Linked DNA regions of Homo sapiens: region 2 is linked to region 1. A link is a loop called in an ENCODE intact Hi-C map of the cell type or tissue named here. Cell type or tissue: MCF 10A. All regions are shown on one strand. Each heading gives the region's core, and the rest is flanking DNA. Links, peaks and the distances in the headings are about the cores only.

What was found. Peaks named below come from ENCODE experiments on the same cell type or tissue, not always from the same donor. Only the 100,000 strongest peaks of a DNase experiment are listed, where the experiment ranks them.
Region 2: it touches region 1 in a loop (6-fold over the local background); 6 of 110 quality-filtered maps call a loop at or near these places.

Annotation. Positions count from the first base shown.
Region 1 is chr12:9,918,780-9,935,571 of GRCh38, forward strand. It overlaps CLEC2A (C-type lectin domain family 2 member A), which reads right to left and starts at 13,591. Exons shown (of 5, transcript NM_001130711.2): 1 at 13,496-13,591; 2 at 7,481-7,564; 3 at 3,287-3,453. The coding sequence starts at 13,550. In MCF 10A, for the core only: a CTCF peak has its summit at 7,246 (motif pointing left); a DNase peak (open chromatin) is centred at 7,172.
Region 2 is chr12:10,132,401-10,149,192 of GRCh38, forward strand. It overlaps LOC105369655 (a long non-coding RNA gene), which reads left to right. Exons shown (of 4, transcript XR_007063208.1): 4 at 886-1,214. Among named protein-coding and RNA genes, the nearest start is that of CLEC7A, 11 kb to the left of the region's middle. RefSeq lists an enhancer at 1,338-2,158. In MCF 10A, for the core only: a CTCF peak has its summit at 7,814 (motif pointing left); DNase peaks (open chromatin) are centred at 4,421 and 7,781.

The sequences.
Region 1 (16,792 bases), core at 4,230-12,229:
GTTACTGGAGTTCTTGCATTAATTCTGTCTCATCTCTGCAGTGGGTGTCAATTTAACTGCAGTGTATATTTAGTACAGTCGATAGATCTCTTTTCTGTTTGTTTTCATAGGGCTGAAGCTTTGTGCAGGGTCTTTATTTGAAGGTGACTTCTTTAATTTTAGAGGGGGTTATGTTAGTGAGATATTTTTGGTGTTGAAGATTTGAGGTGTGATCCAGTAGGTTGCGCTTGGACGTATTTGTCAGTTGGGAGACTCTTGATCCATTGTGTGACTCCCTTACTTTTCCTCACAGTTGCAGCCATGTTCTCTCTCAATGTTCTGAAAATGTGGGTTTCTCTCCCACTTGAGTGCTGGCTATAGATTGTGACTTGGCAATTCTAGGCTGCCCACTGCAGCTCTTGGGTGATCTCAGTGTTTATGTTTCTTCCCCAACTTGGAGGCAGCAATGGAAGAGACCTTAGTAGTGGTTAAAGCCAATGGTCTTTTGCTTTTCTCCTGGGAGCTTCACTCCAGAGAGATGCAAGTAAGCAATCATTCAGTGCAATCAGCCCAGGATGGAGGGTCTCTGCTGTGGGCCCAAGCTGGAGGTTCCATGTCTGGTGATGAGCAAGGTGGGTGAGCAGAGCCTGTGGAGATGGACTGGCCTCCTCTCCTGCAACTTGTTGGAGGTGTGGATGAGAGACTTAGGGTCTTTGCTCCTTCATTAGTCTGAGGGCAGCAAGGGCAGTTCCAGTGCAGAGGCAGTGGCAGAGAGGTTTCCTGTTGCCCCTGGAGGCTCTCTCTAAGACATTCCAGAGCTGCTACTGGCTCAATAGCGCTTGCGAGGGGGGCTGGAGGCCCAGGCCTGGAGGACCCTCCTGGTGAGGAGACAAGGAGATGGGCACTCATGTAACAGTCTGGCCACTTTATCATAGGGCTGCTGTGGTATGCTGGTGGCCATCTCCAGTCCCTATTTACCTCGGATTTTCTGATACCTGTAGGTACCAACAGTGAAGCCTACAAAACAGCAAAGAAGGTGGCCTGCCCCTCCCTCTGTGAGCTCTGTGCCAGGGAGGTACATAGCTATTACCGGCCCAAGAACACCTGTAGGAGGCAGCTAAAGACCCTGGTTAGAGATCCTGCCCAGTGAGGAGGAATGGGATTGGGTACCCACTTACAAGGGCAGTCTGGCCACTTTTTTGTAGAGCAGCTGTGCCGTGCTGGGGGACCACTTCCACCCCTGGTCAACTTGGACTCTCCAAAGCCTGAAGGCTGGATGGCTAAGTCACCCAAACAGCAAAGATGGCTGCCCACATCTCCCTCTGGGAGCTGTTTCAGGGAGGTGCAATGCTGTTATTGATGGCTGGCTAGAACTCCAAGCCAGTGGGTCCTATCCTGTGAGATGCCATGGAAGTGGGTCCTGCAGAATGTCGCTGCTCAGCCTCCTGGATTCAGCCCCTTTACTAGGGATGTGTAAGGGGGTCTAACCTCCCTCTTCGCTGGAGTTTCAACTACTTTTGCTGGGAAGCCTGGAACTCCTGGCTATCTGAGGCTCCCGGGTCACTGCACATGCCTGAGAGGCTGCTCTTTTGAAGCTCCACTTAGCTCTGTGTGTCAGACTGAAGGCCCCGGTGGAGTTGGTTTACAAGGGGATCTCCTGACCCGAGGGTTGCAAAGATCCATGGGAGCAGCATGGGTTCCAGGGGTTGCACATTCACTCACCACTTCCCTGGGCGAGGGGAGTTCCCCTGGCTCCATGTCGTTCCCAGGTTGGCCATCGACCTGCCTTGCTTTTCTTCATTGTCTATGGGTTGAGTTGTTTCCTTGATTAGTTCCATTGCGTGTACCCTGGATGTTTCAGTTCAAAGTGCTGTATTTACTCACCCCTTCAGTTCCTCTCTTTGAGAGCTGCGCACTCCAGCTACTTCTAGTCGGCCATCTTGGCCACTCTCCAACCCCCAGCTTTTCTTTAAAAACTAATCTATTTTCTTACTCTGTGTCCCTAGAGTCCACGTGTCTCCTTCTTTGCCCTCTTTACTTCCATTAATTCACTCGCGTCTTCGAAGTGCACATATTTCCTTCATTTCCTTGTCTCTAAATTCTAAGAGCTGTATTTTTAAAAATTTTTTCTGTCTATGCTTGGTAGAATGCAAATTGAAAAGGGTTTAAAAAATCTACTTAATAATCTAAGAACATTTAACGAAGACATTTAGATACATAAACAGTATGCATTGTGGTAAAGGACATGGCATCACTAGTCATCTTGCCTGGGTTCAAATCCCAGCCCAACAACTTATGGCTGTGTCATTGGCTGGGTTACATAACATTTCTGTGACTGACTTTCCTCATCTTTAAAGTAGGGAGAGTTATATAACTCCTTCATGGGTGTTAGTAGAAGATTACATGAGATTATATAGTTTCAGTGCTTAGAACACTGTTGAGCACACATTGTCATACACAGTTGACTCAAACAATGTGGCAGTTAGGGGCACTGACCGCCTGTGCAGTCAAAAGTCTGTATATAACTTTTGACTCCTCAAAAAGTTAACCATGCTGTTTATGGTATCTCATGCTAATTCTAGCACTTTGGGAGGCTGAGGCAGTAGAATTGCTTGATCTCAGTTTGAGACCAGCCTGGACAACATAGTGAGACCTCATCTCTACAAAAAATAAACAAAATTAGCCAGGAGTGGTGGTCTGCACCTGTAGTCCCAGCTACTCAGGAGGCTAAGGTGGGAGGATTGCTTGATCCCAGGAATTCAAGGCTACAGTGAGCTGAGATTGCACCACTGCACTCCAGCCTAGGTGCCAGAGTGAGACTCTGTCTTAAAAACAAACAAACAAACAAACAAAAAACAAAAACAGAAAACTTAGCCACTAGTAGCCTGCTGTTGACTGGAAGTCTTACTGGTAACATAAAAGTAAATTAACATATATTTTCATGTTATTTGAATTATATGCTGTATTATTACCATAAAGGAAGCTAGAGAAAAGAAGATGTTATTAAGAAAATCACAAGAAAGAGAAAATCTATTTACTATTCATTAAGTGGAAGTGAAGACATCGTAAAAGTCTTCATCCTCGTTGTTTTCATATTGAGTAGGCTGAGGAGGGGGAAGAAGAGGAGGGTTTGCTCTTGCTGTCTCAAGGGTGGCAGAGGAAAAATAATCCAGGTATAAGTGAACCCACACAGTTCAAACCCATGTTGTTCAAGGATCAATTGTATTATAGTATTAGCTATTATTGTTTTATTATGTTTTTATACAAACAATCTCTGAAATTACTGAAGACTTTTCTGTTTTCTTACCATGTCTTCTTGTGTATCAATCTGAGCAAGTTCTGCTTTCTGCAAACTACAAAATATTTTACTGGCTGTCCAATTTCTGGTATCATCAGAAAAATAGAAACACTTATCTCTCACTCCAAGCCAGTCCCCTGAACATGCCACAGGTTTAGCATGCTTGGACCATGTGGCTGAAAAAAAAAGAAAGAAATGATCAGATAAAGCATATGTTAAAAAGTGTTTCTACTCATTCAGGTGTATTAATTTTACTTTTTGCTTCCACAGTTTGAGGCCCGTAAGTTAGCTTCCCCCCTCCCCAGAATGAGGATGAATTAACTTCCCCTGTCTGTAAGGAAGATCATTTAGTGATCAAGCAGTGCATACTTTTTTCTATTTCCCTGGCTTCTATTTTGAGAAATGGAACCACTAGCTTCTCATAATCTATATTAATATCCTGCCAAAAACAATGCATAAAATGTAGCTATAAATTCTGCAATCAAGGTAGAGTGCTGGAGATCTGCATGTAATTTAGGTTTCGAGGTTAGGGTAAGAAATGGAGGCTTTCCTTTACCTATGAAAACACCCAAGCTAGGAAAGTGAAACTTGCCATAAAGGACAACACATAAGTGAAACATAAGAATTAGTGAAACCTTTGTTTCATTTCATTTACATCCAGTGCTGAAGAATATGGAATAATAATGAAAGCACATTGTTTGGAGATTTACTGTCTCAAGGTTTTATTTAGGTGCTAAGTATTCAGAATAAGACAAGTCCATGCATTCCACATGTTTGAATAAATTAATGCAAGTAATAAAGAGCCAACTATATGCTCAAATGTAGGGCAAACTCCAAAGGCTGCACCCCCTACTCCACCATGATTTATTATTATTATTATTATTTTGTAGTGCTCAGAAGTGGATACAGGCTACTACACAGGGTGTAAGATATAATGTGTTTCAACTCTGTCTCTGTGCTCTTTTTGTTGTGTTTTGTTTTGTTAAACTTTAAGTTCTGGGATAAATCTGCAGAGTGTGCAGGTTTGTGACGTTGGTATACATGTGCCATGGTGGCTTGCTGCACCTATCAACCCATCTTCTAGGTTTGAAGCCCCGCATGCATTAGGTATTTTGCAATCTATCCATTTGACAAAGGACTAATATCCAGAATCTACAAAGAACTTAAACAAATTTACAAGAAAAAAACAATCCCATCAAAAAGTGGGTGAAGGATATGAACAGACACTTCTCAAAGAAGACATTTACGCAGCCAACAGACACAGGAAAAAACGCTCATCATCACTGGCCATCAAAGAAATGCAAATCAAAACCACAATGAGATATCATCTCGCACCAGTTAGAATGGTGATCATTAAAAAGTCAGGAAACAACAGGTGCTGGAGAGGATGTGGAGAAATAGGAATACTTTTACACTGTTGGTGGGACTGTAAACTAGTTCAACCATTGTGGAAGACAGTGTGGCGATTCCTCAGGGATCTAGAACTAGAAATACCATTTGACCCAGCCATTCCATTACTGGGTATATACCCGAAGGATTATAAATCATGCTGCTATAAAGACACATACACACGTATGTTTATTGTGGCACTATTCACAATAGCAAAGACTTGGAACCAAACCAAGTGCCCATCAATGATAGACTGGATTAAGAAAATGTGGCACATATACACCATGGAATACTATGCAGCCTTAAAAAAGGATGAGTTCATGTCCTTTGTAGGGACATGGATGAAGCTGGAAACCATCATTCTCAGCAAACTATGGCAAGGACAGAAAACCAAACACCACATGTTCTCACTCATAGGTGGGAATTGAACAATGAGAACACATGGACACAGGGACGGGAATATCACACATTGGGGTGATGTTGGGGTTGGGGGAGTGGGGAGGGATAGCCCCCCTGTCGTGGGGTTGGGAGAGTGGGGAGGGATAGCATTAGGAGATATATCTAATGTAAATGACGAGTTAATGGGTGCAGCACACCAACATGGCACATGTATACATATGTAACACAAACCTGCACATTGTGCACATGTACCCTAGAACTTAAAGTATAATAATAAAAAAAAGAAAAAAAGAAAAAATAATAATCGCCATACTGACTGGCCTGAGATGGTATCTCATGTGGTTTTGATTTGCATTTCTCTACTGACCAGTGATGATGAGCTTTTCTTTATATGTTTACTGGCCACATAAATGTCTTCTTTTGTCTTTCTGCTCTTTTTAATCAATGAATAAATGAACATAAAAACTTACTGTAGAAACTCTTGTCTATATTTAACTTCCAGATGTTTAGACAGCAATAACATTAAGCTCTAAGACTACACTGACAGTAGAGACTATAAACAAGAAGACTATCAGTATTCTTGAGAATGACCGAAACCCAACCCAACCCAACCCAACCCAACCCAATCAAACCAAAACAAAACAAAGAGCAGTGCTACTTAGCCAAATATAAGTGCTAAATTAAGCAAACCATGCATATGGAAAATCAAGTGCTGGGGACTATTTGGCCATGGCTCAGGAATTAAATTCTACCTTTGGATCTTTTTCACAAAATAAACCCATAGAACCCAGAGGAAATTTAACAACTTCATTTTTACAAATATTGCAATTCCAATGAGACAGTCTTGCAAAAGGTCACATATGCCGTTATTTCTTTGTTTTTTTTCATTTAACTTAATATGATAGTGAAGGAGTTCAGAACATGATGCCCCGAAATATGTCACTCAGGCATATAGACTCTTTTGAGTTAAACGCACTTTTAAAACAGCAGATGCAAGAGAAAACACTCTGAGCTTCCTTATTTTTCTTATAAGCAGGAGATAAAATACCTTTGTGAAAGATATCTTCTCTATACCAGAAGGAAAGCAACATTCTTATAGTCAAGGATAGGTAGTTGAGGCCAAAGGAAATGTGTGCAAACAACATTTGTTAATTTAACATTTATCTTTCCGGTCACTTTTCTACCCAATTAATTACCCTAGATCAAACCTCTTTGCCTTGCCACATTTTCATAATTTATTACCCTTTGTTGAATTCAATATATAAGTGTTCAACTCTACCTGCATCTTTAGGCTTTCATAAGGAAGACGTGCATGTCACGTCAAACTTATATTAACTAAACGCATGTGCTTTGCTCAAGTTGATGTGTCTTGTGTCAATTTCATTCTCAGGCCCGCAGAAAAACCCTGAGCGGGTAGAGGTAAGATTTTGCATTCCAACTAATAGAAATAAATAAAGTTTTATAGAACAAACTATTAGTGACATAACTTACTCTTGATTAAAAAGAAATTAAAGGAATGCTACAATTATGAAGGTCAAGCTGCATGGTTTTTAAAATTTATCAAGCATTAGAGTTATACAGCCAAGGTGTTTGATCCTAGGTCTGGAATGTATTATTTGTGAGAGGCAACTTACTCATTCTGTCCTGTATATTTTTTATCTGTAAATGGATTTTCTTATACCTGTATCCTAGTCTAATGAGGATTAAATACAAATAGCAGAGCATAGTGTATTTAACATTAGCTCACTAATTCACAAACTCTAAAAAAGAAAATTATCTGTAACAAGCCCATAGAACTGATGTTTATGTGGGATTTTTTTTTATAAATATAGAAATTGATCCTCCTAGTTTTAAAACTTGAAACTTACATTTGTCTTATTTGAGTTCATTCTTTAGGAATCTGACCTTTAGTCCTCTCAGATAGTAACAGGAAACCGAAAGTCACCAGATCACCACTTCCAGACAAGGGACTCCTCACTGCCATGATTGTCTAACCGACCACCTGCTCCCTGTTGACCAACTCTTCTTCCCTACCCCTCCCTAATTCGGGAATAGTCATTGTCTCCGGGATTGGCTTTCTGTGCCCTGAGCAATGGGACCTAGACTGAACCCCTGGCATTTCAGTAACATCGCTATTGCTGTTGCCATCTGGTGGTCATCTAAGAATTTAAGATTATTTTTCTTAAGCATCAAGGACTATAAAGTCAAGAACATAATTCTATTGTAAAACTGAGAGTGTTTGGGGGAGAGGCAAGGATTATGGTAAAAACTGTTGAACTGGTAAAAATTTGAGGACAAGTGTCTATAAAACCCTTTAATCACTCTAGATGTGGGAGATTTGGAGTTAAACTTGAGATATACATGGACCCTTCAGGAGTGAAGAACCATAGAAAGTGTATGAATTAAACCACTCACCTATCATAATAATGCAAACTGTAGTAATAATAATACTCAGGAAGCACATAAGGCCAATCTTCCAGTTTTGTATCAACTTGGGAACTGCAAATTAAATCAACACATATTTTACAATTTCTGAATAAACACTGACTCGATATTATTACTGGTGTATTCCTCTCCTATAATTGTTAATCAGGAAACCCTCAATCAAGTACATACATCTCAAAATAACAAAGGATAGCAAACCATCAAAAAGTGCAAGGAAGATAAGTACCAAAAAATGATTGCTATAGCTGTTCGGCTCGAGAGAGTGGTGAGTGGAGAAATCACTGAGTTTTGGGGGAATGAGGAAGGAAAGGAAAGGAAAGTTTACTTAAAAGGTAGAAATAGTTTGAATGGGGGATTTTAAGCAAAAAGGCATAAAGATCATCAAAAGGTCCACGATTAGAGCAAATGTTTATAACAGATATATAAGGCAATAGGATTAAAGACAGGAAAGAAAGGAGTCATAAGGTCATGACAGAAGACCTTAAATGAGAGATATATTTTTCTTTATTCTTTAAGCCATGGAGGAAATAAACAATGTGTTTCAGCCAGAGAATATTCAAGATAAAAGCAGTAATTTATTTATTTGTGGTAAGCAAACAAAATTAGAGAAAACTCAGGATTTGACACTCGTGGAAATGCTATGAGGTTAAGAACAAATAATAATTCTATTAATGATAAAGTAATTGTAGCTGATATATCATTAGTAGATGTAGAAACAATCTAGGAAGAATGTGCGTGTATGTGTGTGTCTGTGTGTGTGTGTGTACAGTCATGCATAGCTTAGCAATGGGGAGATATTTTGAGAAATGTGCCTTTAGGTGATTGTGTCATTGTTGGAACATCATAGAATGTACTTACACAAACTTAGACAGTATAGCCTACTAACACCTAGGCTATATATTACAGACTGTTGCTCCTAGACTACAAAACTGGATAGCATGTTATCGTACTAATTACTGCAGGCAATTATAACACAATGCTAAATGCTTGCGTCTAAACATAGAAAAGGTACAGTGAAAATACCATATAAAAGATCAAAAATGGTACACCTTTACAAGGCAGCTTCATTGTAATCTTATGGGACCATTGTTGTTATGCAATCTGTCATTGACCAAAACATTGTTCTATGGTGCATGACTATATGTGTATATCGTGCATATATGCATAAACACAGATTATATATATGTATGCATGCCTATATGCATATATATGCTTTATATGTATGTATATATACATGTACATATACATACATATATTTAAATATCAGAAAAGAGGACTTGAAGAAAGAAAAATTTAAAAAGAAGTCATGTTTTCTCTCTTTCTTCAGAACTTAAAGCAGCCTTAGTGAATGAAAACTTGAAAAAGTTACTAGTTTTCATGATCACCAGACTACAGATAATGTGCAATAAAGTAATTTCAAGACTGGATTGAGAGAAGCCAGATTCTGAGATGTTTACAAAGAGAATGTTTGATAGGAAGAAGAGTTTGGTAATTTATCTTACATCTAGAGAAACAATAGCTAAAGATAGAAAACATAAAATGTGTTTTTTTTTTCAAGATTAGGGAGAAATGAAGAACAAGGAAGAAGAAAAGATAAAAACCACTGCACAAATTTCAGACACCCAAAATAGTAATTTGTGGGCAAAGCCATGTCTTACACAAAAGGTATTGAAACAATTGAGAAAAAAAGGCTTTACCATACGACAACATCAGCTTACAAAATTTATTTAAGACGTATTATTGACCTGAACATAAAACCTGAAACCATACAATTTCTAGAAAACATAAAATAGTTTGTGACCATGAGAATTAGTAAAGCTGTCTTAGAGAAAGAAGAGAAAGTACAGTGTAAAATTAAAAGAAAATGATAAATTGAATTTAATTGAAATTTAAGGGCTGGGCACAGTGGCTCATGCCTGTAATCCCAGCACTTTGGGAGGCCAAGGAGGGTGGATCACCTGAGGTCAGGAATTTGAGACCAGCCTGGCCAACATGGTGAGACCCCTTCTCTACTAAAAACACAAAAAATTAGCTGTGCATGATGGCAGGCACCTGTAATCCCAGCTACTCGGGAGGTTGAGGCAGGAGAATACTTGAACCCAGGAGGCGGAGGCTGCAGTGATCAGAATTATGCCACTGCACTCCAGCCTGGGTGACAGAGTGAGGCTCTGTCTTAAAAAAGAAAAAGAAAGAAAGAAAGAAGAAGGAAAGAAAGAAAGAAAGAAACCTCTGCCCATTTCAAGATACAAGACACTGTTGTGAATATAAATATGCAAGTTACAGACTGGGAGAAAATAGTCACAATATGTGTATGCAAAAAAGACTGGTATCGAAAATACTAAAAGGTCTGTAGTTTAGAGATATAGTACAAACAACTTGATAAAAAAAAGAACCAAAGTCTTGAACAAATACTTACAGAAGAATACACGCAAGTGAGCAATAAGCACATAAAAGATGTTCCATATTATTAGTCACAAGCAAAATGCAGAATAAAACCACAATGGAATATGACTACATGCCACTTGCACTGTTAAAATGAAAAAGACTGACAGCACCAAGTGTTAGCAGGATATAGGGGAACCGAAACACATACACAACTGGTTGAAGTACAAAAATGTATAAGTGTTTTGGAAAATTCTTTAGCAGTTTTTATTTTTAATTAAAATATATGTCCTTCATTCCTGTTCTGGCATGTGATATTTGCAATAGATTGGAAGTCATCCCTACTGTTCTCACAGTGACAACAAAAAAAAAGCTGAGAAAACTAAATAAAAACAACACTTCTAGTATACAGAAATAGTATTGATTTGTTAAATGTGCTCTTTTAAGTAACCCTCTTGAACTCTGGTATTATTTTTAATAGTTTTCTAGTTGATTCTATTGGTATTTATTTTTATATAATCAAATTATCTGAAAATATTGCAGATACAACTCTTCCATTGCAATCCTTGTCCTTTATAATTCCTTTTGTTTTCTTATATCACTGGTTACCTTTAGCATTGTACTACACTATTGCTAAACAGTAGTAGTTACAGTGAACATTTTTTTCTTGTTTTTAATCTTAAATGGAATGTTTAAATTTTCATTATTAAGCACTGTAAAAATGCTGTATAAATTTAACATACAACATTAGCAATTTAAAAAAGAATTTTTCTATTCCTAGTTTCTTAACAGGGACTTATCTCAGATAGACATTGAATGTTATCATGTTTCCTTGTTGTTATCAAATGCACTTACTGAATAATTGTGTGGACTTTCTTTCAAAAAATTTTAATATTTTTTGCACTGATATTCTGATATCTAAGCATTCCTAACATAAATCCACTTGTATATGAATTTTTAACTGCTTTGTTGTATATAGTAAATAAATATTTTCTTGGAATTTCTACTTCTAATTTCATAAGAAGATGAGTCTGTTTCTTTTTGTCTTGTTCTGACTTTGTTTGGAAATCAAAAAGTCTATTAAATCGGGGTAAATTTCTCATTTTGCTGTTTTTTGAAGCAAGATGTCCAATACAAAAATTAGCTATTTCTTGAAAGATCAGTAGATTACTCTATTTTAGTTGCCTTTTCAATGTATTTATTTTTAATTTCTATAATTCTATAATTATTTATTTCTTCTCATTACATTTTGGCATTTTATATTTTTTAGACCTCTACCTTCTTTTTTTAATATTTATAAGCGCATTAGTGTTTTAGTTTGCTAGGCCTGCCGTAACAAGTTGTCACAAACTGGGCGGCTAAAATTAACAGGAATGTATTGTCGTACAGTTCTGGAGACAAGAAGTCTGAAATTAAGATGTTGGTCGGATGGGTTCCTTGTGAGGCCTGTAAGGAAAGAATCTGTTCCAGGCCATTCTCCTTGGCTTGAAGATGGCATTCTCCCTGTATATGGATCCGTCTCTAAATTTTCCTTTTTTATGAGAACACCAGTAATATTAAATTAGGTCCCAACCTACCGACCTAATTTTAACGTGGTAAAGACACTATCTCCAAACCAGATCACATTCTGAGGTAGAGGGGGTTAGAGCCTCAATATATAAAATTTTAAGGGAACAGAGTTTGCCCCATAATAATTGATGAATTATTTCCATAATGTTTTATTAAATTTTAATATTTGTGGTTTTTGTGATTATTTGTACTTTTTTGATATTTTCTTTATTGTATCGTCTTCTGCAAACTTTTAGACATCTAGTTCTCTCGTCTTTTCTAATAGCCACCATTTGATTTGTTATCCCTCTCATTTCTTCTCTTTTTCACTAACGTCTCCTATTATCTCATTTTTTAATTTTGTATATTTTTCTTTCACTCTATTGTGCCAGATGCATGTTTTTTTCTTATCTATTTTGTTTGTACACTTTTGAAGTTTCAGTTTGAGGTATTTGGCTTTTATTAGTTTTAGAAGTTGGAATATTATTTCTTCAAATATTTCCTATCCGCTATTCTTTTTTTCTCTCTCTCTGTTTCAGATTCTTGTTATCTAGAAGGTGGCATTTCTACTTCTATTTTTCATATCTCTCAGCTTTTATTTTATATTTTCTAACTGTTTTCTTTTCTGTCATGTTTTTAATAGCATCTCCTAGGTCTTATTCATTCTTAATCAGCGTCCATTCTATTAATTAACTCCTCAAAGTGTTCTTTATTTCAAACACTATATTTCTATAATTATTATTTTCACTTGGTTTTTATTGTGTTCTTGGTGCTTCTTCATTTCATTAATATCTTTTCTTTTGGAGCATTTTTATTATGCTTTAATTAAATTCTCAGACTAGATGTTCTAATGATTCCTGCAGCCCGGCTTTCTCATAATCTTCCAGTACATGCTTCACAGTACTTCATATTTTGTCTTCTCGTTATGCAATGAGATAAATTTTCTTCCACTTTTTACTCTCTAAACTCTTAAATCTGTTACCCAGACAAGCCTGACTAATTTATTTGGCTAAAGGGATGGAATCTTATTTCTTTTTGTAATACTAATGTCCAATTGTGTAAAATGTAGACTAATTTTTAAAAATTTTCTTATGAAGTTTTCATAGATCAAGAGTTCGTAACTATGACCAATAGTTAGAATATACAACGAAGTAAATTTAACCTTACCCTAAAGAAACTTCTAAATAGAACATCCTTAAATTAAAATGGAAAGTCTTCTAAGACAGAGAGATATTATCACTGAAAACATTCTAGTATAGGCTGCTAGAAATGCTGTAGCTAGAAATCGTATGGTAGATGAAAAGTTTTACTAGGTAGCTACTGAGGTCTCTTCAACCTTTAAGAGTATCAGGCTTACTTATTATTAAAAGAATTATCCCAATTGCCCTGGGAATTCATATCAGTAAACTCTGATAGTGGTTTCAGCTGGAGTCCTTAACTCATTTCAAGATTTTACTTTTTATCTCTTCACTGTCTTTATCTTAAAGTTTTGGCAGGCTTCCTATTCCAGTCATTTGGCATACAATTCATTCGTTTTCTTTAACATAAACCCTCAGAACTATTGTGAATGGAGGGTGTTTGTATGTGTACCTTGTTTTTATTTATTGGTTTGTTTATGTTTCAATCCACTGAAAACAAACTTCATTGTTGGCCTTAGCTGAATCTTAAAATTTTTGAAAAGTTCTTTTCAGTCTTATGAAGTCACAATCATCAAGCCTCCTTCCAGAGTGAAGCATTTGCTTTTTATTCTGTATAAAAGTGTTAAGCAATTTTTTCCCTGTGAAAGTACATTTTAAAAATATTCTTATTGAGATATAATACACGTACCATAAAATTCTGCCCCAAAACCTTCTTACACACAAGCTTATACCCTCTCTTGCAGACATAAAACTCTACATGCTCTAACAGGCTTCCACAATTCTCCGGAAGTGCTTCCCCATCCCTCACTTACTTTAGTAGACTTTCACAGTAAGTAAAGAGTCCATATTTTTAAGCTGTCCTGTATTTTGTTTTATCTTTCCTTTACTTCCTTCTCATTCACTCTATAAAACTTACCTATCCGATGTATGAAGCCATCAGCTCTGCCATCCCGCAGCTCTGGATTAATCATGGCAAGGCGCTAACCGATGGAGATCAGTAGGAGAGGACTAGAAAGCTTTTCATGTACATCACTTATTTAGGCACTGAGCAAGCTTCAGTCAAAAGAGACTTAACCAATCCAAATGGAAAACATCAGTACTAATTTTAGATCAAAGATAAAAGTAGGCAGACTTGTTAGTTTAAGGAAGGAATTTAAAAATTAACTCATCCATAACAAAAGGATCGTAAAGTCAATCATGTAAACACCACAACAACCGTGCTATGGAACATTTCCATCATCTTTCTTTTTTTCCTTGTGTAATCACTATCTTTTCTGACCCTGGACCCTGGCAAGCATTACTTTGCTTTATATCAACATAGTTTTTCCTTTCATGGAATTTTTTTTTTTTGAGGCAGGGTCTCACTGTGTTGCCCAGGCTGGAGTGCAGTGGGGAAAACTTGGCCCATTGCAACTTTGACCTCCTTGGCTCAAGCAATCCTCCTGCCCTACCCACCCAAGTAGCTGGGACTACAGTCGCGCACCATCATGCCCTGCTAATTTTATTTTTTGTAGAGACTAGGTCTCATTATATTGCCCAGACTGGTCTTGAACTCCTGGGCTTAAGTGATCTTCTGGCTTCAGTCACCCAAAGTACTGGGATTACAGGCATGAGCCACCACGGCCAGCCCCTTTCATAGAATTTTATATAAATGGTATCATATAATATGTAGTGTCTTGTCTCTTGCTTATTTCATTTATAATACTTTTGAGATTCACTCAAGTTGTTGTGCAGGTAAGTAGTTCATTCCCTTTTATTTCTTAGTAGTATTCCTATTGCATGTTATACCAGAAATTATCTCTTTGATCACTAGTTGATGGACTTTTGTTTCTAGGGTGGGACTGTTATGTATGAAACTGCTGTACACAGGCATTTTTGTGTGAGCAAGTTTTCTCTTGGATAAATTCCCAGAAATTGAATTGCTGCATCATATAAGTATGTTTATCTTTATAAAAAGCTGTAAAACTGGCTGGGCGCGGTGTCTGTCACCTGTAATCCCAGCACTTGGGGAGGCCGAGGCGGGTGGATCATGAGGTCAGGAGATCGAGACTATCCTGGCTAACACAATGAAACCCCGTCTCTACTAAAAATACAAAAAATTAGCCGGGCCTGGTGGCGGGTACCTGTAGTCCCAGCTACTCGAGAGGCTGAGGCAGGAGAATGGTGTGAACCCGGGAGGCGGAGCTTGCAGTGAGCCGAGATCGTGCCACTGCACTCCAGCCTGGGCAACTGAGCAAGACTCCGTCTCAAAAAAAAAAAAAAAAAATTTGCTTCAGCCTGGAATCTTTGCTTTTGGTGCTTCGGTGCAGAGACAGAAAACGGGCACTCAGAGTCACACTGGTAGTTGCACACTGTATCTGCAGAGGGCGTGTCTCATCTGTACCCCGCTGGGTTACGGGATTTCAGGAGGTATTTTTGTCCACCTGCGAATTCCATTTATTACCTTTCATTTAACAGACAATGTCTTTCCTTTCTGCAGTTGATTTTGCTAAAGAGGCAATTCATAAGGTGAGGTCCTACTCATAGTATGACTTGCTTTCTCACGACCTCCTTCCATTTTTAGTAACTCCCTGGTCTATTTGGTGTCTGTAAAAAAAGAATCTGGTAATGGAGACTTCTTTTAATATGGAAATTTGGCCTGGCAATAACTTATTCCTTTCCACATGTAACTGACCCAATCTGGTTTCCAGATGACAAGTATGCAAGCCCCAGATGTTGAGAAGCCATATTTCAACTGCTTCCTGCATCTGTTGAAATATAATTGTTCATACTTGCCATCCCTTATGTTTCTTGTAACAATTTGCACAGTTCTTGCCAGAATAAATGCCATTCTCTGTATGCTTCAGAGAATTCCGCAATTTGATCAGTGTGTGTGTGTGTGTGTGTGTGTGTGACCTTCCGTAAAACACTTCTAAAGGGTGAAAGCTCTTGTATGGCATAGACATGAATTCCTTCCTCTGGTAATAATTAGGTTATTTCCAGAAGCACAGTGTCATTTTTTTTTTTTTTTTGAGATGGAGTTTCTCTCCTGTGGCCCAGGCTGGAATGCAATGGTGTGATCTCGGCTCACGCAACTTCCACCTCCTGGGTTCAAGTGATTCTCCTGCCTCAGCCTCCTGAGTAGCTGGGATTATGGGCATGCACCACCATGCCTGCCTAATTTTGTATTTTTAGTAGAGACGAGGCTTCTCCATGTTGGTCCAGCTGGTCTCGAACTCCTGACCTCAGGTTATCCACCCGCCTCGGCCTCCCAAAGTGCTGGGATTACAGGTGTGAGCCACCATGCCCAGCCCATTCTTTAAATAAAAGCTTTCCTGTTTAAGGCTTTTCAAAGGAGCAGACCACTTTGAAGATTCTCCCTAGGGTTGATATGTGTCTAATTCATTTTATAAAATTATTCTTATCTTCATTTTAAAGCTTTGGCTATACAGTCAGAAATGTCCTGGATAACAAACTATTTTGTATTTAATTTAATTTGCCTCTTCATTGTCTTATTCAACAAACATTTACAGAATGCCTAATTAGTACTTGGCATTTTTCAGGGTGCTTGAAATACGTCTGTGAACAAAATAGACACAGATTCCTTTACTCATGGGGTTTCCATTCCAGGAAGTTTAAACATAAAGACTAAAGATAGTAAACAAATGGTACAATATTCCATATTCCAGTATGTAATAAGTTCCACTGAAAACAAAAGATAGACCAGGTTAAAATTGATTAGTAATGTCAAGGTTGAGGAGTGTGAGCTGCAATTTTAATAGGGTAGTCAGGGTAAGCATCACTGAGAAAGTGAAATGTAAATGAACTTTGAGGAGGGAAAGTGCCATGTGGATACCATCATCCTGGTGGAATTGTGTGAAGATCCTAGGGCAGATGTATGCCTGGCACATTCCGGAAAGAGTGAGGAAGCCAGCTGTGTCTGGAGGAGAACAGTGAGAGAAGAGTTCAGCTAAGTACCAACAGGGTAATTCTGTTTTTGCCATTCTGAGGCCTGTGGCTAATATTCTAAGTGAAATGGGAAGATGGAAAATTCTTTTGAGCAGAATAGCGGTGTGATCTGACATACATTTAATATGTTCACTCTGGGTACTGTCCTCAGAATAAGTTGGAAGGGGATGCAATCCACTCACCTAGCCTGAATAACTATACTTAAAAATGTTCAAAGTTCTGCTCATGTTCATAAAATTCAACCCGCAGCCCATTATTTGTTCCT
Region 2 (16,792 bases), core at 4,110-12,109, 210 kb after region 1:
TTTAAGTAGTGCTGAATCATCCTATGGACCTTGCCTTAGGCTACTAGAAGGCGTGCTAGAGTTTGCCAAGTCTCTAGTGCAGAGATTTGGGAGGAGTTGTTATATGATGAGGGCTCTGCAGTTCTGACAGTCTAACACCTATCAAAATGGAAGAGAGCTCAAGAGAGTACATAAATGAGCTTCCCGCCTTACTTAAGCTGCCACAAAAGTTTTACTAAGTTTTTGTAGACATGTTGCAAAGTGGTAATGTGGATCTTAATCTCAACATTCATCAGTGTTTCAGTCCTATAATGCAGTGCTTGGAAAGCAGCGTATGAGGTTCAGGACATGCAACCCCAAAATATGGATTCTTGGCATTTGAGAAAACAGCAGAATCAGGAAATTCACTCTCACACCTTTCCCCGTCTTTCTGCCCTGAAGCAGATCATAAGACCCTTATTTTAGAAGTATTGTTTCCTAGAGGAAAGAAACTTCCTTATCTTTGAAGATACAGAGATGCCAAGAAGAATCTGAACAAATTAGTCTTGCTAAGCTCCCTCCAGTTTATTAGCATTAGATCATACCCTCCTTGTCCAACGTAGGGGAGAAAAAGTAGTATCTTTTCCTTGCCCATCACCAGGTTCGTGACTGAGACCCCTATAACAAAAGACAGATTAACAAAACAAAAGCATGTAAATGTTATACGACAAGAGAGCCTTCTGAAATGAAGACGCAGGGAAAACTGAGTATTTCTACGGACAGTTATGCAGAAGTATGACTGGAGAACAAAAGGGTATAATCTAATGGTAATAAGCTGAGTAGAACTTAACAAGGCCTGTTTGTTCAGGTAACTTCTATTAAATAAATTTGGATGCTATTCTCTTGTTGATCTATGTTTTATTGTAGATGCCGTGAACCTAGCAATGAGTGAGGAAAAGGAATCTTTCACCCCTACAAAGGGATACCATGGAATTTCTCAAACAGTGAATACATTGGCTCCAGGAAAAAGGGTCGACCTCTTAAATAGAAATAGAGAACTAGAGAACAATAATGAGGGGAGTACCTTGCAGTCAGTAATAAGAAGCTGTCTTTACTATCAAATCAGACCTCCAGTGGGAGAGTTTTTCCCTATAGTGACTTTGACTGTCACCCTGTGTTTAATCACAATCCTATGAAAACAGTTAACTCTCTAAGTGGTCAAAGAAATTTTTCAATAAACATAAACTTTAGTCTAATTCTCATTATTCTCCTTTTTTGTCTCTTTGTCTAAAATAAAGCAATTAAACATTAATTATGCAAATCATTGACAAACTAGAAAAACAATACCCTTCGTATTTCAAGACAGTGGGAGAGATAGGCTGGGTATTCAGAGAAAAATACCCCTCATTAAATGTTAATGCAAGAAACAGGTGGAAGGCCGAGCATGGTGGCTCAGGCCTGTAATTCCTACACTTTGGGAGGCTGAGGCAGGTGGATCACCTGAGGTCAGCAGTTTGAGATCAGTCTGGCAAACATGATGGAACCCCATCTCTACTAAAAATATAAAAAATTAGCTGGGTGGGGTGGCAGGTGCCTTTAATCCCAGCTATTTAGGAGGCTGAGACAGGAGAATCACTTGAACCCAGGAGGTGGAAGTTGTAGTGAGCCAAGATCGTGCCACTGCACCCCAACCTGGGCAACAACAGTGAAACTCCATCTAAAAAAAAAAAAAAAAAAAAAGGAAAGAAACAGGTGGAAACAAACCAACCTAACAAAAGAAAAGACAAAAAACAAACCAGTTATCTAACTTACATTTTCAGTGAAGTTTGTTGAAAACTTTCATCTATAAAACAAGTGGGTCATCCAAGAAAAATGAGCAATCTGGCCGGGTGCAATGGCTCATGCCTGTAATCCCAGCACTTTGGGAGGCAGAGACAGGCAGATCACCTGAGGTCAGGAGTTCGAGACCAGCCTGACAAACATGGAGAAACCTCGTCTCTACTAAAAATACAAAATTAGCCAGGCGTGGAGGCGCATGCCTGTAATCTCAGCCACTTGGGAGGCTGAGGCAGGAGAATTGCTTGAACCCAGGAGGCAGAGGCTTCAGTGAGCCAAGAGTAAGCCAAGATCGTGCCACTGCACTCCAGCCTGGGCAACAAGAGCAAAAACTCTGTCAAAAAAAAAAAAAAAGAAAAGAAAGAAAGAGAAAAAAGAAAAATGAGCAATCTGAGAAGAGTTCTTAGAAGTGGAAAACACATTTTATAAACTAAAATTGTAATTAATGAAACCCAGAGGTAGATTGAATATTACATCAATAAAATAGCTGAAAGAACCGAATTCATAATAGCTGAGTCTCAGGAATGGAAAACAAAACATTGTATGTTCTCACTTATAAGTGAGAGCTAAGCTATGAAAATACAAAGACATAGGAATGATACAATGGATTTTGGGGACTTGGAGGGAAGGGCGGGAGGTGGGTGAGAGATAAAAGATTACACATTGGGTACAGTGTACACTGCTCAGGTGATGGGTGCAACAAAAATATAAGAAATCACCACTAAAAAACTTATCCATGTAACCAAACACCACCTGCTCCCCAAAACCTGTTAAAATAAAAAATAAAAGAATAGCTGAGTCAGTCTGCTCACTCACTGCTATATACATTAAGTAGTAGTGTTTACTCTCAGAATTAAACCTCAAAAAATAGCATTCTTTTCAAACAAATATCTATTTTGTATATGTCTAATGTGACTTTCTGGAAAATTCATACAAATAAATGAAGAGAAATAAGTAAACATGTGAATATATAGAAATAAATGGATACATGAATTAAATAGAAAAGATTATGGCTGGGCACGGTGGCTCATGCCTGTAATCTCAGAACTTTGGGAGGTCAAGGCAGGTGGTTGGCTTGAGTCCAGGAGTTCGAGACTAGCCTGGCAACATGGCAAAACTCCATCTCTACAAAAAAAAAAATACAAAAAATTAGCCAGCTATGGTGGTACATGCCTGTGGTTCAAAGTACTTGGGAGGCTGAGGTGAGAGGGTTTCTTTGAGCCCCGGAGGCAGAGGTTGCAGTGAGCCAAGCTGGCGCCACTGCACTCCAGCCTGGGTAACAGAGCAAGACTCTGTCTCAAAAAAATAATAAAAATAACAAAGAAAACAAGATTATTAAAACCAAACTAAGCATTAAACTTAAGAACCACTGCAGAAAAACATGTTCAGTCCTCAGAAGATAGCAACATTTCAAAGTACCTTCCCAATTAAAAAAAAATCAAATTTCTCTTCCAATTTGAATGCTAAATTGGGCCTCTTTCCTCTCTTCCTCTTCTCTGACTCTCTGCCTCCTTCCTTTCCTTGTTTTCTCTATTCATCCATTAACAATTAAATATCTACTGAATATTTACTATATTCACAAACCTGAGGCTCAATCCCAATCCTAATTGATTTCTCATTATATTTGAGGAAGAAAGACATGTAAAAAAAATTACTTCGGTATCCCTTGGATTGACTGAAGCACCAAATTTACTTAGCTTTACTCACAACACTTACAAATGCTTCATTTTAGATGGTGTAGTCATTCATAGCTCTCCCACCTTCCCTGCCAGGGATCCCCAGCTCCCAATTGCCAAGCCCATGCTCCTCCTTTCTTCTTTGTGACTTTGCTTTTAACATTTAGTTGCCATCAAATAAACTGACACCTGGCAGGTCTCTAGTACTTCCTTAAAGGAGCCGGACTCACTGCCAGGGCACAGAGCATCTGCTCTTCCCAGCACCCCCCTCCAGAGGCCTTTGTTCTTCCCTTTAATAGTCCCTGAAATGCAAAATTGAGAATGGGTACTGTAAACTATTCCATATAAATTAATCTTTAATAACTTTTTATTTTATTTATTTATTTATTTTTGAGATGGAGTTTCGCTCTTGTTTCCCAGGCTGGAGTGCAATGGCGCGATCTCAGCTCGCTGCAACCTCCGCCTCCCGGGTTCAAGTGATTCTCCTGCCTCAGCCTCCCAAGTAGCTGGGATTACAGGCATGTGCCACCATACCCAGCTAATTTTTTGTATTTTTAGTAGAGACGGGGTTTCTCCATGTTGGTTAGGCTGGTCTCGAACTGCTGACCTCAGGTACTCCACCTGCCTCAACCTCCCAAAGTGCTAGGATTACAGGCATGAGCCACCTCACCTGGCCTTTAATGACATTTTGATTAAAAAAGCCAAAAAAAAAAAAAAAACCAGACATGGTGGTTCACACCTTAATCCCAACACTTTGGGAAGCCAGGGTGGGAGGATAGCTAGAGCTCGGGAGTTCATGACCAGCCTGGGCAACATGGCAAAACCCTGTCTCCGCAAAAAATACAAAAATTGTTGGGAAAAGATGAGTGCTGGGAGAAGCTGAAGCAGGGCTTGCATGTCTGACATAACATAAAAGAGTGTTGGAACATGTCCAGGTCCAGAGTCTGAAACCTCTCATGGCCTTTGGAACACCAAACTCTGTGCTAAGGGTGGAAGGCTACCCTGATGCGCCATAATCTAAGCTCAGGGCATAAAACCCCTCGTGGCTTGGATAGAATCCAGGGCTCATGGCTCTCGAATGTGTCTAGACTTGCTGGCTCCTTGCTTCTCGCCCTACCAGGCTCCTAGATCGATTGTGTCTCAGAATTGGCCATATAAATGCTAAACCATCACAGCTGTAACTCATGTGCTTAATGCAACGCTCCCTTTCGACCCCCACGTTCTCACCACCTGTTTCTTTGTTTGATCACCAATAAACAGTCTGGGCTTCCGGAGCTCGGGGCCTTCGCAGCCTCCATAACTAGTGTTGGCCCCCTGGACCCACTTTCTCTCTCAAACTGTCTTTTCTCATTCCTTTGACTCTGTTGGACTTCGTCACCCCCACGACCTGGTGTTGGGTCCGATCACCACAACAAAAAATTAGTCGGGCATGGTGGCATGTGCCTGTAGTCCCAGCTACTCAGGAGGTTGAGGCAGGAGGATCGCTTGAGCTCAGGAGATTAAGGCTGCAGTGAGCCGAGATCCTACCACTGCACTCCAGCCTGAGCTACAGGCTGTCTCAAACAAACAAGAAAAAAGAGCAAGACAAATCAAACAGAAGAGTATGAGGCATTGTCCTAAAAGACTTCCCTGGTAGTTTAACTTCAAGCTGCAGAGCATCCTGGCAATTAGTTTTAAGTAGAGGACAAAATAACTTGACATTTCTTTTTTCTTAGGAAGTCAGATTATAATGAAAATCTAAATTGACAGAGCCAAAAAATTCAAAAGATTCAGGAGAAGGGATTGTAGTCATGGCAATGAGAGGAGGAAAAAATAAAGAAGTACAACCAGGTATGTTAAGTAGTGAGAAAATGGAAAGAACAGTGTAGAAGATACACATGGAGGTTTTGTGATAAGGTAAGGAACCTAGAAATAATGTTGAGAAGGAAATAGGAAGAAAAAAAGGCAATTCAGGCTGGGGGTGGTGGCTCACGCCTGTAATCTCAGCAGTTTGAGAGGCTGAGGTAGGCAGATCTCTTGAGGTCAGGAGTTCGAGACCAGCCTGGCCAACATGGTGAAACCCTGTCTCTACTAAAAATACAAAAATTAGCTGGGTGTGGTGGCAGGTGCCTGTAATCCCGTTTGTACCCACAACAGGGACAGTCTATTTCAAGGGTGGATTTTACCCCCATGCCCATTGCTCAAGGGTCTCCTGAAACTATCTCGGGCAGTCAAAATGAAAATGGTCAGTTTGGGACTCAATGTCCTTGGTCAACTGCCTTGTTCCTGCTTCTTCCAGTTTAACTCACTGAACCCCAGGACTCCTTTTCCTTGAAAAGGTGGACATAGAAAACTTATAAATAGGCTATTTATGAGTTTATAAGTAAATTTCATATACAATAAATAAACAGCCTATTTATAAGTTTTCTATGTCCTCTTTTTTTAAAAAAGTGTTATTTCTTCTCCTCCCTCCTTTTCTTCTGACCATTTCAATACGATATTACACTTACTTCTTTTTCAAGAGTACAATCAGAGAAAAATTCAATTAAATGAATTTTAGAATTAATCCTGAAACCAAGTTTTGGTATTTTTAAACTTATCATTTACTTGAATTTTGAATTGTCTTTTTTCGGAGGGATGGAATCTCACTCTTCTGCCCAGGCTGGAGTGCAGTGGCGCCATCTTGGCTCACCACAAACTCTGCCTCCCGGGTTCAAGCGATTCTCCTTCGTCAGCCTCCCTAGTAGCTGGGAAAAGGAGTCCTGGGGTTCAGTGAGATAAAATGGAAGAAGCAAGAACAAGGCAGTTGACCAAGGACACTGAGTCCCAAATTGGCCATTTTCATCTTGACTGCAGGAGATAGTTTCAGGAGACTCTTGAGCAATGGCATGGAGGTAAAATCTACCCTCGAAATAGACAGTTCCTGTCGTGGGTACAAATGGAGAAACCTTGGAAGAGAAGAAAAAGCATCTCCAAATGTGGGAGTCAAGAAAAAAAATGGCATAGGAAGCAAAATTCAGCTGTGTATGTTTATTTGTTTGCTTTAGGTTACCTGTGGGTCATCCCTCTTTATTTTACCCATAGCGGCTCTGTGTTCCATTGCATTCACTTTTGTTACTTTATTGGACATCCATGTTTCAGTTCTGTATCCTATAACTCAGCATCATCTTTAGTAGAAAAATACAGCAGAATGTGATGCAGGACAGGCCAAACAGGAAGGTCTCTGGACTGTCCCAATATTGATTCAACCAGAGCATCTCTGATGTTGCTTTTTTGATAGGTGGAAATTTTATATACAATTTCATTTAGAAAAAAAGCAATTGAGCAATGAAAATATTTGGAAGCTAGTCACCTGACAAATTCCATTCACTTTTTAAAAGAGGGGTAACAGGCCGGGCACAGTGGCTCACACCTGTAATCCCAGCACTTTCGGAGGCCGAGGCGGGCAGATCACTTGAGGCCAGGTGTTCAAGACCAGCCTGGCCAACATGGCAAAACCCCATCTCTACTAAAAATACAAAAATTAGCAGGGCATGGTGGTACAGGCCCGTAATCCCAGCTGCTCGGGAGGTTGAAGCATGAATCCTTTGAATCCGGGAGGCAGAGGAGGCTGCAGTGAGCTGAGATCCTGACACTACACTCCAGCCTGGGCAACAGAGTAAGACTCTGTCTAAAAAAGCAAACAACAAAAAAAAAAGGTGGACACAGTGGCTCACACCTATAATCTAAGCACTTTGGGAAGTCTAGGTGGGTGGATAACCTGAGGTCAGGAGTTCGAGACCAGCCTGGCCAACATGGTAAAACCCCATCTCTACTGAAAATACAAAAATTAGCCAGGAATGGTGGCACGCCCCTGTAATCCCAGCTACTCGGGAGGCTGAGGTGAGAGAATTGCTTGAACACGGGAGGCAGAGATTGCACAATTGCACTCCAGCCTGGGCAACAGAGCGAGACCTCACCTCGAAACAAAATAAATAAATAAATAAATAAAAGAAACAGCTCAATATAGGTGAATTAAATTACATAAGAAGGAAAAAACTTCAAGTTACTTGTAGAGCTTGGAATTTCAGAGTCTACGTTCTACCCAGTAAATGCAGCATGTGGCATTGCTGCTTCTGACTCTGTCACTGATGGACTGTATGACTTTAGATATATTGTTTAATTTTCTATGCTTGCTTCTTCACCAGTAAAATGATAATGGGTCTTAAATCTCTGTTGGGATCCTTGTATGGCAAATAAGGTAAGTACAGAAAAACTGATAAAAATAGATTCCTTGTGGTGTTTGAGCTCAGCTAAGCCAGCATGAGTTAACCAAAATGATGTGGCAAAATCAGCAGGCATGAATGAGGTGACGGTGCCATCTGCTGCTTCGTTTTAGGAATTTCAAGGTAAGTTAGAGGAATTTAATCTATTTTATTCATTTGCAAGTAAAACTGAAAAATTTCTGCAGGCTAGACCTGTCTCATAATAAAAATGGCACTTTCATTCTGCTAAAAGGCATCTATGGTTCTTCATTCCTAAGGAATTATCATCATTAGGAGTTAGCTTCTATTAAGATCACCTGTTAGAGTTCAATAATTACCATGTACATTTATTTTTAATTTTAAATTTCTGCCACCATCAGTTCCTAGAAAGAAGGGAACATATCTTGCTCAGTACCAACTCCCAGTGCCTAGAGTGATGCACTGACTACATTAAATGGATGAATAAGATCATATAGCTAGCTATTTTTAATTTGTTTATTTTCTTCCTCCATACCACACTGTAGGCACCATGAGAACAGGTTCTAAGTATATTCATTACTGTCAACCCTGTTAGCACTAAAGAAAGAAGGTATTCACTAGAGCGTTGATAAATAAATGAATTAATTAATGAATAAACCAAAAATGAGAAAAAAACAATTCTAATCCATATATCTTTGTAAAAATAAGAGTGAAGGGGAAATCAAAATATCTGAAGTTGTTATTTTTTATCTAACTTACTGAAGTATATATTCAGCCTTTTAAAAATTACACAGCTGGTCAGGTGCAGTGCCTAACACCTGTAATCCCAGCACTTTGGGTGGCCCATGTGGGTTGATTGCTTGAGGCCAGGAGTTCGAGACCAGCCTGGCCAACATGGTGAAACCCTATCTCTACTAAAAATACAGAAATTAGCTGACATGGTGGTACATGCCTGTAGTCCCAGCTACTCGGGAAGCTGAGGCACAAGAATAGCTGGAACCCAGGAGGCGGAGGTTTCAGTGAACCAAGATCGTGCCACTGCATTCCAGCCTGGGCAACAGAGCAAGACCTTGTCTCAAAAAAAAAAAAAAGTACATAGTAGATATCCTGTAGCATTTTCAAAATATAACAAAGTAATAAGACAGGCATAAGTAATTATTTTAATTTGTAAAAGGTTTGGTATTTATTGTAAATAAATAAGACAGTGTTGTATAAGCTTACCGAAGGCAGACAATTTGATATTTATGAATATACTGAGATAGATTTCTGCTATCAGTATTATAGGATGCTTTACTGAATTTGAATTATTTATAATATTGCTATTGGATTGTATGTTATCTGAGAGTTGAGATACAAATTATCTATCAGCTGTGCTGTTAAAGGAGTAAAAGAACTAGGGAAGATCTGAGACATTTGACTGTTTGTTGGAATATAACATGGACCATTAAATTTAACTGTGTTGTCACCAAAGTTCAGTTTAATAATTATCAAAGCCCTCAGATTTCCTTATGGTCCACATACAAGTCAGATGGATGATACTCCTACTTAATTCTGTGCTTCCCAACTCTGTCAATGCTTAGAACTCCTCAATTCTTTTATATATATATGAATAACAATTAAAATATATGCATATGTAAAGAATAATATTAAAAATATACCCATATATTTTTAATTTACTTCCAGGAAACGAGTACTCCATCAGTAAAAATGGCACATTTTTACAGGTGTTATCCATCATGGGATGAGGGGGATCATGGAAAAGTGGAGATTAAGAGGATCTGGGAGATAAACACAGATGCAAAGGAAGTACATTTGAAGATATTAATATAAAGATGGAATGTCTTAAATTTGCTCATTTTACTTGTTACATTTTAAAAACTTGAACAGGCCTGGCGTGGTGACTCACGCCTGTAATCCTAGCACTTTGGGAGGCCAAGGCGGACGGATCACCTGAGGTCAGGAGTTCAAGACCAGCCTGGTCAACATGGTGAAACCCTGTCTCTACTAAAATACAAAAATTAGCCATGCATGATGGCGGGTGCTTGTAATCCCAGCTACTCGGGAGGCTGAGATGGGAGAATCGCTTGAACCCAGGAGATAGTGGTTGCATTGAACCAAGATCACGCCACTGCACTCCAGCCTGGATGGCTAAGTGAGACTCTGTCTCAAAAAAATAAATAAATAAATAAACAAGCAAAAAACCAAAAACAAAACAAACAAAAAAACCTTAAACAATAAATTCAGGAAAGTATACACATTCTGCTAAGCCAGCACAGCCCAAAGTTTACTGTATGAAATACTCTAAGGTAATTGGATATTTGAAATTACATTCACTTATATACCATCTGTTCCCATACCAACTCAAGTTTTCTTTCAGAGCCCCAATAAACCTCAGACAAATCTCCACAATTAAAAAAAAAAAAACTGCAGAAATGCTGGATGTTACTTTTTATGGTTAGTAAAAGAAGGGCCAAGTCAGGATATGTTCCACAGCATGCTATTTTAACAACAACAACAACAAAGAATCCAAAGCAATGTTTACCAGTGCAATTAAACCTAATTAACAGGTCCTTTAGATTATTTGACCAATATGTTCTAAGAACTTAAGAATCGACAATCAAAACCAGAATATTTATAGGGCCTTAAGAAGATAAAAAAAATTAAACAAATATATGAGTAGCTAACATTTCTTGAACTCTTACCAAATTCTAGGCACATTGTGAAGGACTTTATAAACATCATTCCATTAAATCCTCAAATATCTCTGAGGTAGCTATTAGTGGTATTCCTCTTTCAGTTGAGAACTTCAAGGCATTAAGAGGGTACATAGCTTGCCTTAGACAACAGAAATGTTCAGTAATTAACTGGGATTTGAACTCAGTTCAACTTCAGAGCCCTTGTGCTTAACTATCATATTTATTTCTCATTACAGAAATGCATGCATGAACAATAGTTTATTTACATCAGGAGTCAGTAAATATCTTCTGAAAAGGGAGAGAGGGTAACCATTTTAGATTTTGCAGTCCACTTTCAGTCTTTGCTGCACATATTTTTAATAACCCTTTTAAAATGTAAAAATTAGTCTTAGATCACAGCATGCACATAACAGCCCTCAGGCCAAGAGCTGAAGTTGTAGCCCTGATTTAAATGATATAGTTGGGATCAAAAAGCAGTATATGAACTAATAGAAAGAGTTATCCCCAGGATAGATCAGATCATGGCAATTGCCTCTGAATCTAAGGTTTAAGAAAATAATGCACCAGTGTCTATAAGGATTGAAGACAGAAATAGTAAGGGCGAATGGGCAATGACTCACAGGCACTATCAGCTTGGCTAAAGAAGATAGCTCTGTCATCAACTTTGAAATAGAAACTACCAGACACAAAGTCAAGAATCCATCTTTCAGTATTGAAGTACAATTTTTTTCCCCAGGGATACTCTCAGTTCAACTTATCTTTGTTCAATGATATCAGTAGCCCTAACAGAAAGAGAAGCTTAAATACCTAATTACAAAATAGTTATCTTGAACTTTTTCTTATAGCCACAATAGAGTAACAAGGACTCAATTCACCTTCCAAATTAAAACAAACAAAAGGATATACATATATAAAGCAATAGTTTTTAAAACACTGGCTATCAAGTAATCAAGGACAGTGATTCCTGAGAGATGGAAAACAAGCAAGGTGAGCTCTATAATCGCCCTAGCTTACCAAGTTTAGAATGTTTCCAGGCCACACACAGGGAAGGGGAACTGAGGATGAGGCTAGTAAACTCCATGGATTAAAGATATATAAAGCTGAAAGCCAGAGAAGAAAAAGGCAAACAGAGTTCAGAGGAGAGTACAAGAGAAGAGTAGGCTGCATCAAGAAAGAACTCAGAGATCTACAGAGGATCTTGCTTGAGGACTCAGCAGAGTTCAGATCAAAGCACAAGTGTGAGGAGCTACCAGAGGGTCCAAGGAAAGAAACATCCAAACTGATTAGAGAAAACACTTCCCAGTGCTCACACACAGCAAGGAACAGTGCCCTTTCCCAACATCAAGGCTGGAAAAGATCATAGTTCAGTGAGGCTTTCAGTAGGATATTCAGAAACTCTTGCCTTCATAGTGGGAAATAATTAAGCCCCAGAATGAGAAATTCTTTAATATTGCCTATCATAAAAACAATAACAGAAACGTCACACTGTTTCTATGAAACTTAAACATATCTCATAATAAAACTCATAGGAGCACAAACCTATTTAGTATCGACCAAGGTAAAATGAACAATGTCTGGCTTTCAATCAAAGATCAGCAGGCATGCAAAGAGTTACAAAAATATGACCCATAATGGGGAGAATAATAATCAAAACCAACTCAGAGGTTAGAATTAGAAGATGTAGACATTAAGATAATTAATGTGTTCAAAACACATTTATATATTTTAAAAGTTACATAGAGATGTAGAAGACAAAAAAAAAACACCAAAGTACACTTTTAGAAATGTAAATGACAAAAGATAAAATTAAAAATACACTGTAAGGTATTAATGGCAGATTGGACACCCAGAAGGAAAGACTAGTGAACCTGGAGATATAACAAGAGTCACTATTAAAAATGAAGCCCCGAGAGAATATAATTTTAAAAGGAAAAGAAAGAAAGGGAAGAAGAAAGAAAAGTAAAATAAAAGAAGGAAGGCAAGCAAGAAAGAAGGAAAAGAGGCCAGGCGCGGTGGCCCACGCCTGTAATCCCAGCACTTTGGGAGGCCGAGGCGGGTGGATCACGAAGTCAGGAGATCGAGACCATCCTGGCTATCTAGGTGAAATCCCATCTCTACTAATAAATACAAAAAATTAGCCGGGCGTGGTGGCGGGCACCTGTAGTACTTGGGAGGCTGAGGCAGGAGAATGGCATGAACCCGGGAGGTGGAGCTTGCAGTGAGCCGAGATCGTGCCACTGCACTCCAGCCTGGGCGACAGAGTGAGACTCTGTCTCAAAAAAAAAAAAAAGAAGGAAAAGAGAAGGAGAAAGAACAGAAAGTAATAGAAAGGAAAGAAGGCAGGGGGAAGAGAAGCGGAAAGTAAGAGAGGGGAGGGGACGGGAGGGAAAGGGCAGAGCAGAGCATTAGGTTGCTGGGAGATAATTTCTAGCGCCTAATACGCGTGTATTAAATCCCTTAACAGTGTGTGGGAGTGGGGTAGAGGTTGGAGCAGAAAACATATTTGAAAAAATAATGCTTAACATTTTCAAAGCTAATGAAAAATGTAAAACAATAGATCCAAAAGCTAAAGAACTCTGAATACAAGAAACAAACAAAAAAACTTCACCAAGGCACATCATAATAAAAAATGCATAAACCCTGTGACAAAACGAAAATAAAATATCTAACAAAAGCATAGATAATTATGTACAGAGAAACAAAGAATGATAGAATATTTGTCATAAGAAATAATACAAGTAAGAAGACTGTGGAGTAACATTTTTGAAGTATACAAAAAAATCTGTCAGCCTAGCATTCTACACCCAGTGAAAATATCATTTAAAAGTACAGATGAAATAATAATGTTTTCAGACATCTTAAATCAGAATTAATCACAAACAGAATTTCAGTAGAGAAAACATTTAAAAAATTCTTCAGGAGGCCGGGCACGGTGGCTCACACCTGTAATCCCAGCACTTTGGGAGGCCAAGGCAGGCAGATCACAAGGTCAAGAGATCGAGACCATCCTGGCTAACATGGTGAAACCCTGTCTCTACTAAAAAATACAAAAAATTAGCCAGGCATGGTGGCAGGTGCCTGTAGTCCCAGCTACTTGGGAGGCTGAGGCAGGAGAATGGCATCAACCTGGGAGGCGGAGCTTGCAGTGAGCAGAGATCGGCCACTGCACTCCAGCCTGGGCGACAGAGCGAGACTCCGTCTAAAAAAAAAAAAAAAAAAGGAGGAAAAAGAAATAGGAAATAGATCAAAGGAGACAAATTGAAAACAAATATCAAGATGACAGACTTAAGTATAATTAATCAGAATTTCATTAAATGTAAATGTTTTAAACACCCAAAAGAAATTGTTAAATGATGTAAAATAGCGAGCCCAAATGTTATGTCAGCTAAAAGGAATATACTCGGTTTAAAGACAAAAAAATAGGTTAAAAGTAAAAGGATAAAAAAAGATATATCATGCCAATATTAATCAAAGAAAAGCAGGAGTGGCTGTACTAATTTCAGACTAATAGATTTCAGAACAAACATTACTAACAGGAATAAAAAAGTTTACTTGGTTAGAGGTCAGTTCATCAAGAGAGAATGAAAATCCATAATATTTATGCCTTGATTATCAGAGCTTTAAAATATACAAAGCAAACCTGATAGAACTACAGGAGAAGTAGACAAAATCATAATTATCATCAAAGGTTAGATACTCCTTTTTCAATAATTGATATGATAATAGACAAAAAATATCAGCAAGCATATAACAGACTTCAACCAGACTGGGGATGGTGACTCATGCCTGTAATCCCAGCACTTTGCGAGGCGAGTCAGGTGGATCACCTGAGGTCTGGAGTTCAAGACCAGTCTGGCCAACTTGACGAAACTAAGAATACAAAAATTAGAGGGGCATGGTGGTGTATGCCTGTAATCCCAGCTACTCGGGAGGCTGAGGCAGGAGAATCTCTTGAACCCAGGAGGCGGAGGTTGCAGTGAGCCAAGATCGCGCCACTGCACTCCAGCCTGGGGGACAAAAGCGAAACTCTGTCTCAAAAAACTATATATATATATAGCCGGGCATGGTGGCACATGACTGTAATCCCAGCTTCGCAGGAGGCTGAGAGAGGAGAATCGCTTGAACCCGGGAGGCGGAGGTTGCACCCGCGCCACTGCACTCCAGCCTGGCCGACAGAGACCGAGACACCTTCTCAAAACTAAATAAATAAATAAAGACTTGAATCAAATTATTGTCCGCATTTATTTGATGTACATTTTAACAACATTCCATCCAACGACAACAGATTACATATTCTTTTTAAGTGTACATGGAAAATTTGCCAAGATAGATCATATTTTTGGCCATAAAATGTCTCAATAAATTTAAGGGTTTAAGTCATTAAAAATGTTTCTTCTCACATGGAAACTAATAGTATAATGATTTCTGGAAAATTCCCAAGTATTTGGAAATTAACACATTCTAAATAATCAATGAATCAAAGAGGAAATTTGAAGGGAAATTAGAAAGTGTTTTGAACTGAATAAATGTGAAAAATTACCATACCAGAATCTGTTGTATACCACTAAAGCAATATTTAAAGGAAAGTTTAAAGCACTGCATGACTATATAAAAAAGAAGAAATGCCTCAAATTAATGAACTCAGCTTCCATATTAAGAAACAAGAAAAAGAAGAAATTAAAACCCAACTAAGTAGAAAAAAGAAACAATAGCAATCAAAGTAGAAATTAATGAAATAGGAAACAAAAATATATAGACAAAGTCAATGAAACAAAGAGCTTTTTTAGACAGCAATTTCAACTTTTATTCTAGATTCAGTGGGTACATATGCAGGTTTGTTACATGGGTAAATTTCATGATGCTGAGGTTTGTAGTGCAGATCATTCTGTCACCTAGGAAGAGAGCATAGTACCCAATAGGTAGTTTTTCAGCTGACATTTCCCTTCCTCCCTCCCTCCCCCTTCTAGTAGTTCCCAGTATCTATTGTTCTCATTATTACGTCCATGCGTACTCAATGCTTAGCTCCCACTTGTAAGTGAGTACATGCAGTATTTGGTTCACTGTTCCTATGTTAATTCACTTAGGATAATGGCCACCAGCTGCCTCCATGTTGTTGCAAACAACATGATTTCATTCTTTTTTATGGCTGTGTAGTATTCCATGGTGTATATGTACCACATTTTCCTTATACAATCCACTGTCAATGGACACCTAGGTTGATTCCATGTCTTTGCTATTGTGAATAGTGCTGTGATGAGCATACGAGTGCACGTGCTTTTTGGTAGAGTGATTTATTTTCCTTCAGATATATATCCAGAAATGAGATTTTCAGATTGAATCATAGTTCTGTTTTAAGTTCTTTCAGAAATCTCCAAACTGCTTTTTATAGTGGCTGAACTAATTTACATTCCCACCAACAGGGTATAAGCATTCTCTTTTCTCTGCAGCCTTGCCACCATCTGTTGTTTTATGACTAATAATAGCCATTCTGACTGGTGAGAGATGGTGTCTCATTGTGGTTTTAATTTGCATTTCTCTAATGATTAGTGATGATGATCATTTTTTCATATGTTTGTAGGCCGCTTGTATGTCCTCTTCTGTGAAGTGTCTGTTCATGTCCTTTGCCTCTTTTTAATGGGGTTATTTGTTTATTGCTTGCTGATTTGTTTAAGCTGCTGCTGCTGCTTCTTTTTTTTTTTTTTTTTTTTTTTGAGATGGGGTTTCGCTTTTGTTGCCCAGGCTGGAGTGCAATGGTGCAATCTCAGCTCACTGCAGTCTCTACCTCCCAGGTTCAAGTGATTCTCCTGCCTCAGCCTCCTGAGTAGCTGGGACTACAGGTGCGTGCTACCACACCTGGCTAACTTTTGTATTTTTAGTAGAGATGGGGTTTCACCATGTTGGCCAGGTTGGTCTCGAACTTCTGACCTCAGGTGATCCACCCACCTTGGCCTCCCAAATTGCTGGGATTACAGGTGTGAGCCACCACACCTGGCCTAAATTTCTTATAGATTCTGGATTATTACACCTTTGTCAGATGCATACTTTACTAACATTTTCTCGTATTCTGTAGATTGTCTAATTTCTCTGTTGATAGTTTCTTTTGCTATGCAAACCTCTTTAGTTTAATTAGGTCCTATTGTTGATTACTGTTTTTGTTGCAATTGCTTTTAAAGATTTAGCCATAAATTATCTGCCTTAGCTGATGTTGAGTAGGGTATTTCCTCGATTTATTTCTAGAATTTTATAGTTTGAGGTCTTAAGTCTTTAATCCATTTTGAATCAATTTTTATGTGTGATGAAAGGTAGGGTTTCACCAGTTTCAATCTTCTGCATATGGCTAGCCAGTATATTCCAGCACTTTTACTGAACAGGGAGTCCTTTCCTATTGGTCGTTTTTGTCAACTTTGTCAAAGACCAGATAATT